Linked DNA regions of Homo sapiens: regions 1 and 2 are each linked to region 3. A link is a contact called in ENCODE Hi-C or POLR2A ChIA-PET data. All regions are on one chromosome and are shown on one strand. The core of a region is the stretch at or near the end of the contact, and the rest is flanking DNA. Distances in the headings are between cores, read along the strand shown.

What was found. A loop is a pair of places that touch in the nucleus more often than their neighbours do. ChIA-PET counts read pairs that join two places held with the same protein, here RNA polymerase II (POLR2A). Pooled maps may share reads with other maps.
Region 1: a loop to region 3 is called in a map of HCT116, with 6 times the contacts of the local background. The contact joins two enhancer-like sites. A Hi-C loop is called at or near these places in 3 of 168 maps with a recorded cell type or tissue (Caco-2, HCT116 and PC-3) and 4 of 50 pooled maps. POLR2A ChIA-PET finds 5 or more read pairs at or near these places in 8 of 52 experiments (A549, AG04449, CD8-positive, alpha-beta memory T cell and 5 more).
Region 2: a map of astrocyte of the cerebellum shows a loop between it and region 3 (3-fold over the local background). The contact joins two enhancer-like sites. A Hi-C loop is called at or near these places in 1 of 168 maps with a recorded cell type or tissue (astrocyte of the cerebellum), 2 of 37 single-sample maps with no recorded cell type and 9 of 50 pooled maps. POLR2A ChIA-PET finds 5 or more read pairs at or near these places in 4 of 52 experiments (BJ, MCF 10A, OCI-LY7 and 1 more).

The regions. Positions count from the first base shown.
Region 1 is chr2:223,860,179-223,862,878 of GRCh38, reverse strand. No RefSeq gene overlaps it. Among named protein-coding and RNA genes, the nearest start is that of AP1S3, 24 kb to the right of the region's middle. Within about 2 kb of position 1,363, at least 9 of the 41 ENCODE cell types and tissues checked have a DNase peak (open chromatin) inside an H3K27ac peak, as active enhancers do; they include HCT116, PC-3 and PC-9, where a contact is called at or near this core.
Region 2 is chr2:223,760,028-223,762,727 of GRCh38, reverse strand. All of the region lies in intron 4 of AP1S3 (adaptor related protein complex 1 subunit sigma 3), which reads left to right. Among named protein-coding and RNA genes, the nearest start is that of AP1S3, 76 kb to the left of the region's middle. RefSeq lists an enhancer at 630-999 and a silencer at 1,522-1,816. Within about 2 kb of position 1,432, at least 16 of the 41 ENCODE cell types and tissues checked have a DNase peak (open chromatin) inside an H3K27ac peak, as active enhancers do.
Region 3 is chr2:223,813,902-223,816,601 of GRCh38, reverse strand. The region is part of intron 1 of AP1S3 (adaptor related protein complex 1 subunit sigma 3); the gene reads left to right. Among named protein-coding and RNA genes, the nearest start is that of AP1S3, 22 kb to the left of the region's middle. Within about 2 kb of position 1,286, at least 6 of the 41 ENCODE cell types and tissues checked have a DNase peak (open chromatin) inside an H3K27ac peak, as active enhancers do; they include HCT116, PC-3 and PC-9, where a contact is called at or near this core.

The sequences.
Region 1 (2,700 bases), core at 114-2,613, 46 kb before region 3:
CAGGTGGATCACCTGAGGTCAGGAGTTCCAGACCAGCCTGACCAACATGGAGAAACCCCTGTCTCTACTAAAAATACTAAATTAGCCAGGCATGGTGACGTGTGCCTGTAATCCCAGCTACTTGGGAGGCTGAGGCAGGAGAATCTCTTGAACCTGGGAGGCAGAGGTTGCAGTGAGCCAAGATTGTGCCATTGCACTCCAGCCTGGGCAACAAGAGTGAAACTCCGTCTCAAAAAAAGAAAAAGAAAAGAAAGAGAAAGACAATGGACTAATACAGTCTGTGTGTGTCAGAAATATTTTCCATTGCATATTAAAAAATAAATGACTAGCCAGGTATGGTGGCACATGCCTGTGATCCCAGCTACATGGGAGGCCGAGGCACAAGAATCGCTTGAATCCGGGAGGCAGAGGCTGCAGTGAGCCAAGATTGTGCCACTGCACTCTAGCCTGGACAACAGAGTGTGACAGAATCTCTCTCAAAAAATAAAATACAATAAATAAAATAAAATAAATAAAAAGGCCAGGTACGGTGGCTTATGCCTGTAATCCTAGCACTTTGGGAGGCTGAGGCAGGCGAATCACATGAGGTCGGGAGTTTGAGACCAGCCTGACCAACATGGTGAAACCCTGTCTCTACTAAAAATACAATAATTAGCCAGGCATAGTAGCAGTCACCTGTAATCTCAGCTACTTGGGAGGCTGAGGCAGGAGAATCTCCTGAACTTGGGAGGTGGAGGTTGCAGTGAGCCAAGATCGTGCCATTGCACTCCAGCTGGGTGACAAGAGCGAAACTCTGTCTCAAAAATATATATATATATATTTGCTGTCAGCCTATGATTTTAGGTTGTGTTCCTTTGAGGCCAAGCCTGTCTGGATACAAAGTTGGTCACCTTTCTTTACAAGCAGGCTGCTCTCTCCTTTTCCAAATGGCCTAGTGTTACTGCTTTTATTGTGTGAGCACCTGAGTCCAGAGAGGGCAGAGAAGGTAAAGGTGATAGAGGGGGAGAAGAATTCCCAATATACATTGTTTTTCTTTTCCAATCAAAGTACTAAATTCTTTACCTGGATTATTTTATTTAATCCTTTTAAGAACTCCTTGAAATAGGAATTTATTTTTATTCCCATTTTATAGGTGAAAAAATGGTCCTCAAATTCTACTTTTTCCCTTTCCCAAACACATCCTTTTATTGCCTGCCCAGCAATTCTGAGCTCCCAGAGGTGGCCAAAAGGAGGGGCTAAGGAACATGTTCATGACAGCCTAGGGTAGAAAGAGCTTGGACTTTGGCCTCAGACTTATCTTGGTTTGAATTCCAGTGTTGCTACTCACTAGTCATGTTAACACTTGCAAGTTATGCAAACATTGTGGACATTCACTGGTTTTATTTTCTGTAAAATCAAAACCAGTGTGCAATAATATAATGTATGTAAAGATTAAGACATGTAAAGTAGCTAGTCTAGTATCCACGGTGGATAATAAATATGGGTTTCTTTCTGCTTCCTTCTTTCAACTGGAGATAATGGGGATGAACTGGAGCTTGAAGCTGCCCTGTGGAAGGAGATGGAGGAGAAGGAGCCTTTGTGGGAAGTGACCGGGAAGGCAAAGCTCACCCCGCAGTGGCAAGTTGCCATATGTAGACTGGTTGTTGCATCCTGAGTTCCTGGTTTGTGGCCTAAAAAGAATGTAGGGTGAGGCTGGGCACAGTGGCTCACACCAGTACTCCCAACATTTTGGGAGGCTGAGGTGGTAGGATTGCTTGAGTCCAGGAGTTTGAGACCAGCGTGTGCAACATAACGAGATGTCATCTCTACAAAAAATACAAAAATTAGCCTGGTGTAATGGTGCATGCCTATAGTTCCACCTTCTCAGGAGGCTGAGGCAGGAGGATCACTTGAGCCTGGGAGACTGAGGCTGCAGTGAGCAAGATCAAGCCACTGCACTCCAGCCTGGGCAATGAAGTGAGACCCTGTCTCAAAAAAGAAAAGAAAAGAATGTAAGGTGTTTTTACAAAAGGCTAGTACTGGGTGGTGCCAGTCAGTTATCTGACCCAGCCCTTAGAATACTTGTTACCCCCTAGTTTCCTGGAAGAAGGAACTATAAAGACTGAATGAGCAGGGTTGGAGGTGTGGATGAGGCCCCACTCTCCAAGGGTGGCCAGGATGGCTCAGCATGGGGGACACCCTCCAATGGAGCTGCGGGCCTGAGAATCAAGGTCCAGAAAGGAAGAGTATCTGGAACCCAGGAACATTCCTCAGGGGGATCTTTTTTTTTTTCTTTTTTTGAGATGGAGTCTCACTCTGTCGCCCAGGCTGGAGTGCAGTGGTGTGATCTTGGCTCGCTTCAACCTCCGCCTCCCAGGTTCAAGCGATTTTCCTGCCTCAGCCTCCCGAGTAGCTGGGACTACAGGTATTTTGTATTTTTAGTAGAGGCGGGGCGGAGTGAGACTCTGTCTCAAAAAAAAAAAAAAAAAATAGAAATGTTTGGAAAGGCATCAACAAAATATACTTACAGAATGAATTAATGAAGTTTCTAAGAACTTCATTCATAACCCTGGTTCATAAAGAACATTTTCCCACATAATGCCTTCTATTTTCTCTAGGTCAGAGGGTGGGGAAAGGCTCTTACTGGTAGCTATTACTCAAAATGAACACAGGAGGTCTCCACTGCCATGCCTTGGCCTAAAATGGCCTTGGTTTTCCTTG
Region 2 (2,700 bases), core at 183-2,682, 54 kb after region 3:
TCTCCAAATGCTCAAAGCTTATTCTGAGCGTGTGGTGGCTAGATGTTGATAAGAGGAAAAGAAAGGAACTGTTTACTTGGTTGGGAATACTTATTTGGGGGTAACAACAATGTGGACAATGGCACAAAGTTATTAGAAGGAAAATTAAACCCTCTGTCTGGGCGTGGTGGCTCACGTCTGTAAGCCCAACACTTTGGGAGGCCGAGGTGGGCGGATCACTTGAGGCCACGAGTTCGAGGCCAGCCTAGCCAACATGGCAAAATCCCATCCCTACTAAAAATACAAAAATTAGCCAGGTGTGGTGGTACACATCTGTAACCCCAGCTACTTGGGAGGCTGAGGCAGGAGATTTGCTTGAACCCAGAAGGCAGAGATTGCAGTGAGCCGAGATTCCACCACTGCACTCCAGCCTGGGTGACAGAGCAAGACTCCATCTCAAAAAAAAAAAAAAAAAAAAAATTGCTGGGCACAATGGCTCATGCCTATAATCCCAGCACTTTGGGCCGAGGCAGGTGGATCACGAGGTCAGGTGTTCAAGACCAGCCTGGCCAAGATGGTGAAACTCCGTCTCTACTAAAAATACAAAAATTAGCCAGGTGCAGTGGTGGGCTCCTGTAATCCCAGCTACTCAGGAGGCTGAGGCAGGAGAATCGCTTGAACCCAGGGGGCGGAGGTTGCAGTGAGCCGAGATCATGCCACTGCACTCTAGCCTGGGCGGCAGAGTGAGACTCTGTCTCAAAAAAGAAAAGAAAATGAAACTCTCAAAGGCGATAGTGGTCATTAACCACAGGACTTGCAATAGGTAGGAGCGACAAACAGTAGATATTTTACCCCAACTAACAGCCTGCCAAGAAGGGAGGCTCAAGGCCAGATGCGATGGCTCATGCCTGTATTCCCAGCACTTTGGGAGTCCCAGGCAGGAAGACTGCTTAAGTCAAGAGTTTGAGATCAGCCTAGGCAACATAGTGAGAACCTTGTCTCTACAGAAAAATGATAAAATTAGCCAGGTGTGGTGGTGTGCACCTGTAATCCCAGCTACTCAGAAGGCTGATGCGGAAGGACCGCTTGAGCCCAGGAGTTTTGAGACCAGCCTAGGCAACATAGTGAGAACCTTGTCTCTACAAAAAGTAATAAAATTAGCCAGGCATGGTGGTGTACACCTGTAATTCCAGCTACTCGGAAGGCTAAGGTGAAAGGATCACTTGAGCCCGAGAGGTCAAGGCTGCAGTGAGCGGTAATCGCACCACTGCACTTCAGCCTGGGTGACAGAGTGAGACCCTGTCTCAAAAAAAAGAAGGGGAGGGTCAGATTGTATCTCATGAGCAATAGGATTCTATGTGCCCTCGTGTGGATGCAGGCGAAACTGCTAGGTGCACCCTAACACTGTCACCCTTAAAAGCGTAAACCATGTTAACAGCTAGGCCAAACCACAATGCAGTAGGAAGTCATAACATACACTGTGCTATATGCATAAGAAACACAGCAGAGCTAGATGTATCCAGAAGAGGACCCAAGATACAGACTCCAGCTCCTGTCTTGAGAAGGTAAGAGCAACTAAGGTTCTGCCAGCTCTAAAAGTCTGCCCCAAACCTTTAAAGTGGCAAGCTCAAGAAAATGCCAACTTTTACCTTATTGGTTTACATAGCTTGAGTAACCAGCCTGGCTCGGCTCAGACAGGGCAGCCAGTGTGGTGTTTAGCAGACTGAGTCATCTGGTGATGTGAGCAGTGCCAATGACTAGAGGCCACTGAACCACAAAGACAGGAAAGTGTCAACTCCAGGCCCCTCCCGAGGCTACAGGCAGGGCCTAGCAATGCTCTCATCTGGTCATGGGTTTTTGTCCACTTTGCAAAAATAAGATATTTTAACTGCAAAAAGTACGTAGCCATACAATATAATATATGATAGAGGAGTGTCAAGCAATTAATTCGTGAAAATAACATGCAACCATTTTTTATTTTGTGATATTTGTCATCTTCAAAATTCACAATCTGTGGTCGTTTCTTTTCTCATTCTAAGTACACTTTATACCTGATTTTGTATTTGTAACTTTGTATTCCCATGTAAATGGTGTAAACTCTAGATTCCATAAAACCAGCATGGCCCAATGGCCTGTATGATCCCTCTGCTAAGTTAAAAGACCCCACGGGCAGCATCTGTAGAGGGGTAGATGGGTATGGGGCTGTCTTGGCCAATGCCCACTTAGGAGGTGAGAGCTTTGTTGAGTAAATGTGGATGACTGAATACAAATGTTTTCTGGCAGAACTCTGGAATTCTAGATAGAGTTGGTGAAAACCAGTTAGAAAACCTCTTTTGAAGGTAAGGGCAGATTTCTAGCCCTAGTATCTCCTGAGCAATCTTGCTCGGCCAGTAGCCTTGGTATCTTCAGCCCATGTCAGTCAGCGTATTTCCTGGCAGGTTCACATGAATCATATACCCTGGAGTTTAAGCTTAAGAACAAGTTGAACTTGGATTGCTAAATGAGCAGATCGTGACTCAAACGAAAGAGGCAGGTGATTTTTTGTCCTCTCGAGCTTTCTTATTGATTCAACTTGGGGCCCTGGTGTGACACAAATATATATGTTTAAAGTAGGAGAGTGTGCAAGAGAAAGCCCATCTGTCTTGCATGGTATAGAACCTGGAACATCACTGTTAACTTTGAACTCTACCTGTAATTGTGAGTCTGTTCAAACATTTTTTT
Region 3 (2,700 bases), core at 37-2,536:
CTCCCTGCCACTTACTAGCCTTTGGGCTCAGTCATTGACATAGGTATTATGGGACCCTATCCACGGTCTCCTGTGAATACTTGCTATCTGTTCCTTGCTGTTGGTTCTCGTGATTGTTAAGGTTTGTGGCTACTCACATTTCATGCTTCTCTTAGCAAAGCTACGTGTTCATGGCCCGGAAACCTGGCTTTGCTTAAAAAGACCGTTTGATCTCTTCGTTTGTTTTTGGCAAGTGACCAGTTGAAGTAGTTTTTTTTTTTTCAGAAGCATGGGGGAGGAAGGAAGGAATAATTGCCCACTATCTGTCATAGCGGTTTATCATCAAATAAATTATATTGCATTCCTCTTTTAACCAATTAACCCAACTGGTGATAAAGTAGTACGGTAAGTCCTCACTTAACACTGTTGATATGTTCTTAGAAACTGTGTCTTTAAGCAAAATGACACGCTGTATGCCCGTGGAACTTGAAGAAAGGAACTTGACTTTCTATTTTTAAGAGGTCTTCCTTTAGTGTCCAGGCTGGAGCGCAGTGGCATGATCACGGCTCACTGCAGCCTCAGCCTCCCAGGCTCAAATGATCCTCCCACTTCAGCCTCCTGAGTAGCTGGGACCACAGGCATATGCCACCATACCCAGATAATTTTTGTATTTTTTGTACAGATGTGGTTTCACTGTGTTGCCCAGGCTGGTCTCGAACTCCTGGGCTCAAGCTGTCTTCCTCCCTTAGCCTCCCGTAGTGCTAGTATTAGAGACCTGAGCCACTGCCTGTCCCTGACTCTTGTTTCTATCAATTAGCCTGTGGCAAAATTAGTTTTGTTACATAGTATGTTGTTTTGCTTAAAGTTGCAGTTTTCAAGAATCTATTGCTGAAGTTAAGTGAGGGCTTAAAAACTGTATTATATTCTGTGGAATACAGAGTACTGTATGCATAAGAACAGTTTATATGCTTGGATTATTTGCTGTGGAATTAAAACACTTTTATATTTATTAGGAAACTAAGACTGATTACCTTAGTTTTTCAGGGTTCACAAGTTTGGTTGGCTTTACAAATCTATGCATGCATTCATTTTAGGTTGGTTAGTACCGCAGTCCTCAGGAATTTGAAGGTGGCTCGTAAACTTGGGAGGGAAAGTGATTTTTGTTTTGAGAGTTGGGTCAGACCCTAAAGAATCATTACTTAGGGCTGACTGGAATTAATTAACCTGATCTTTCTGCTTTCCTTGGATTGCATCCAAAATCAACCCTGGTTGGTTTCTGCCAGCATTAGCTCCTTCAAAGTCTGCCTCTCAAAGATGTGTCATAGACTACAGCCCATGACTAAAATTTACCAAGCAAGGAGAACTGATGACTGTGTTCTTGGTTTGATGCCAAAAAGTACTCAAAGATTTTTCCAACATGGTTTATGGCACATTGACATTTATTTTCAGAATCAGTGGTATTGTTTTGCTAACTCTGTCACCCTATTGGTAAAATCAATCGAAAGTCTAAGTCAAATACTAAATCACATTTATTTAAAATAAAGATTGGGGCCAGGTGCACTGGCTCATGCCTATAATCCCAGCACTTTGGGAGGCCAAGGCAGGAAAATTGCTTGAGCCCAGGAGTTCAAGACCAGCCTGGCAACATAGTGAGACACCCCTTTCTACAGATAAAAGAATTAGCCCGGAGTGATAGTGTGTACCTGTGGTCCCAGCTACTTGGGAGGCTAAGGCAGGAGGATCTCCTGAGCCCAGGAGGTTGAGGCTGCAGTGAGCTGTGATCGTGCCATTGTACACCAGCCTGGGTGACAGAGTAAGACCCTGTTTCAAATTAAAGAAAAATAAATAAACATTGAGTCTTAGTTCTTATTGTCAGCCTGAAATCTCCTGTATAGTCTTAGAACGCCTGTCATATTTTTTAGTTTAATGTGCAAACCTCATTTTGATTGAAGTGTAACTAAGTAGTTTCTATATTTGAAATGAGAATGTTTTGTAAATAGTGGATGTTCATGTGACCAGTGAGAATTTCGTTTGTGAAGTTTGTTAGGGTCTTTGGAAAACTAGCCCCATGTTCAAATCCCTGATTACTTTGTCCTGGAGGGCCAGGAATGGTCTAAATGTTACCTTTCAAGTACATTTGATTTCAGAATTAGGTGATGCCTGAGAAGCAGAAAGGCCAACCCCTTGTCATTTTTGCCGCTTTATTTAACTTCTTGTAGTGGACATGGTCTTTGCTGAGGCTGCCGGCTATGAACTAGATGGGGCAGAACAGAACGTGAAAGGCAGAGAACAGCCACGTCCCATTGTTAACACAGAAAACAAAGAACAGAGTGTGAGATACCTAGTGATGCCAGCCGTATCCACTGAGGCCTCTTCCCACTGTTTTTTCTCTTACTTGCTTCTTGAAGTCTTTCTCCCAGAGTCACAGAAGGTTAGGGCCACTCAGGGTTGGAAAGCTCCTGCCACTTCCATTTTCGGAAGCCACTGGTATGTTAAAAAATGAAGGTAGTGTGGAAACAAGGTTATAAATATTGGGGCACATCTGACGCTAGTTGGTGGCACATTTTAAAGGCTTGTGCTTAACAAGTTAATGAATGTGTCATTTATAAAATACTGGGTACTTTCATTTTGCCTTCTGCAGAATGTTTTAAGGATTTGTAAAGATGCATGGGTCCACTCACTGTGCATGCCAGGAGCTTAAGCTTGGAATAGGACATGTGC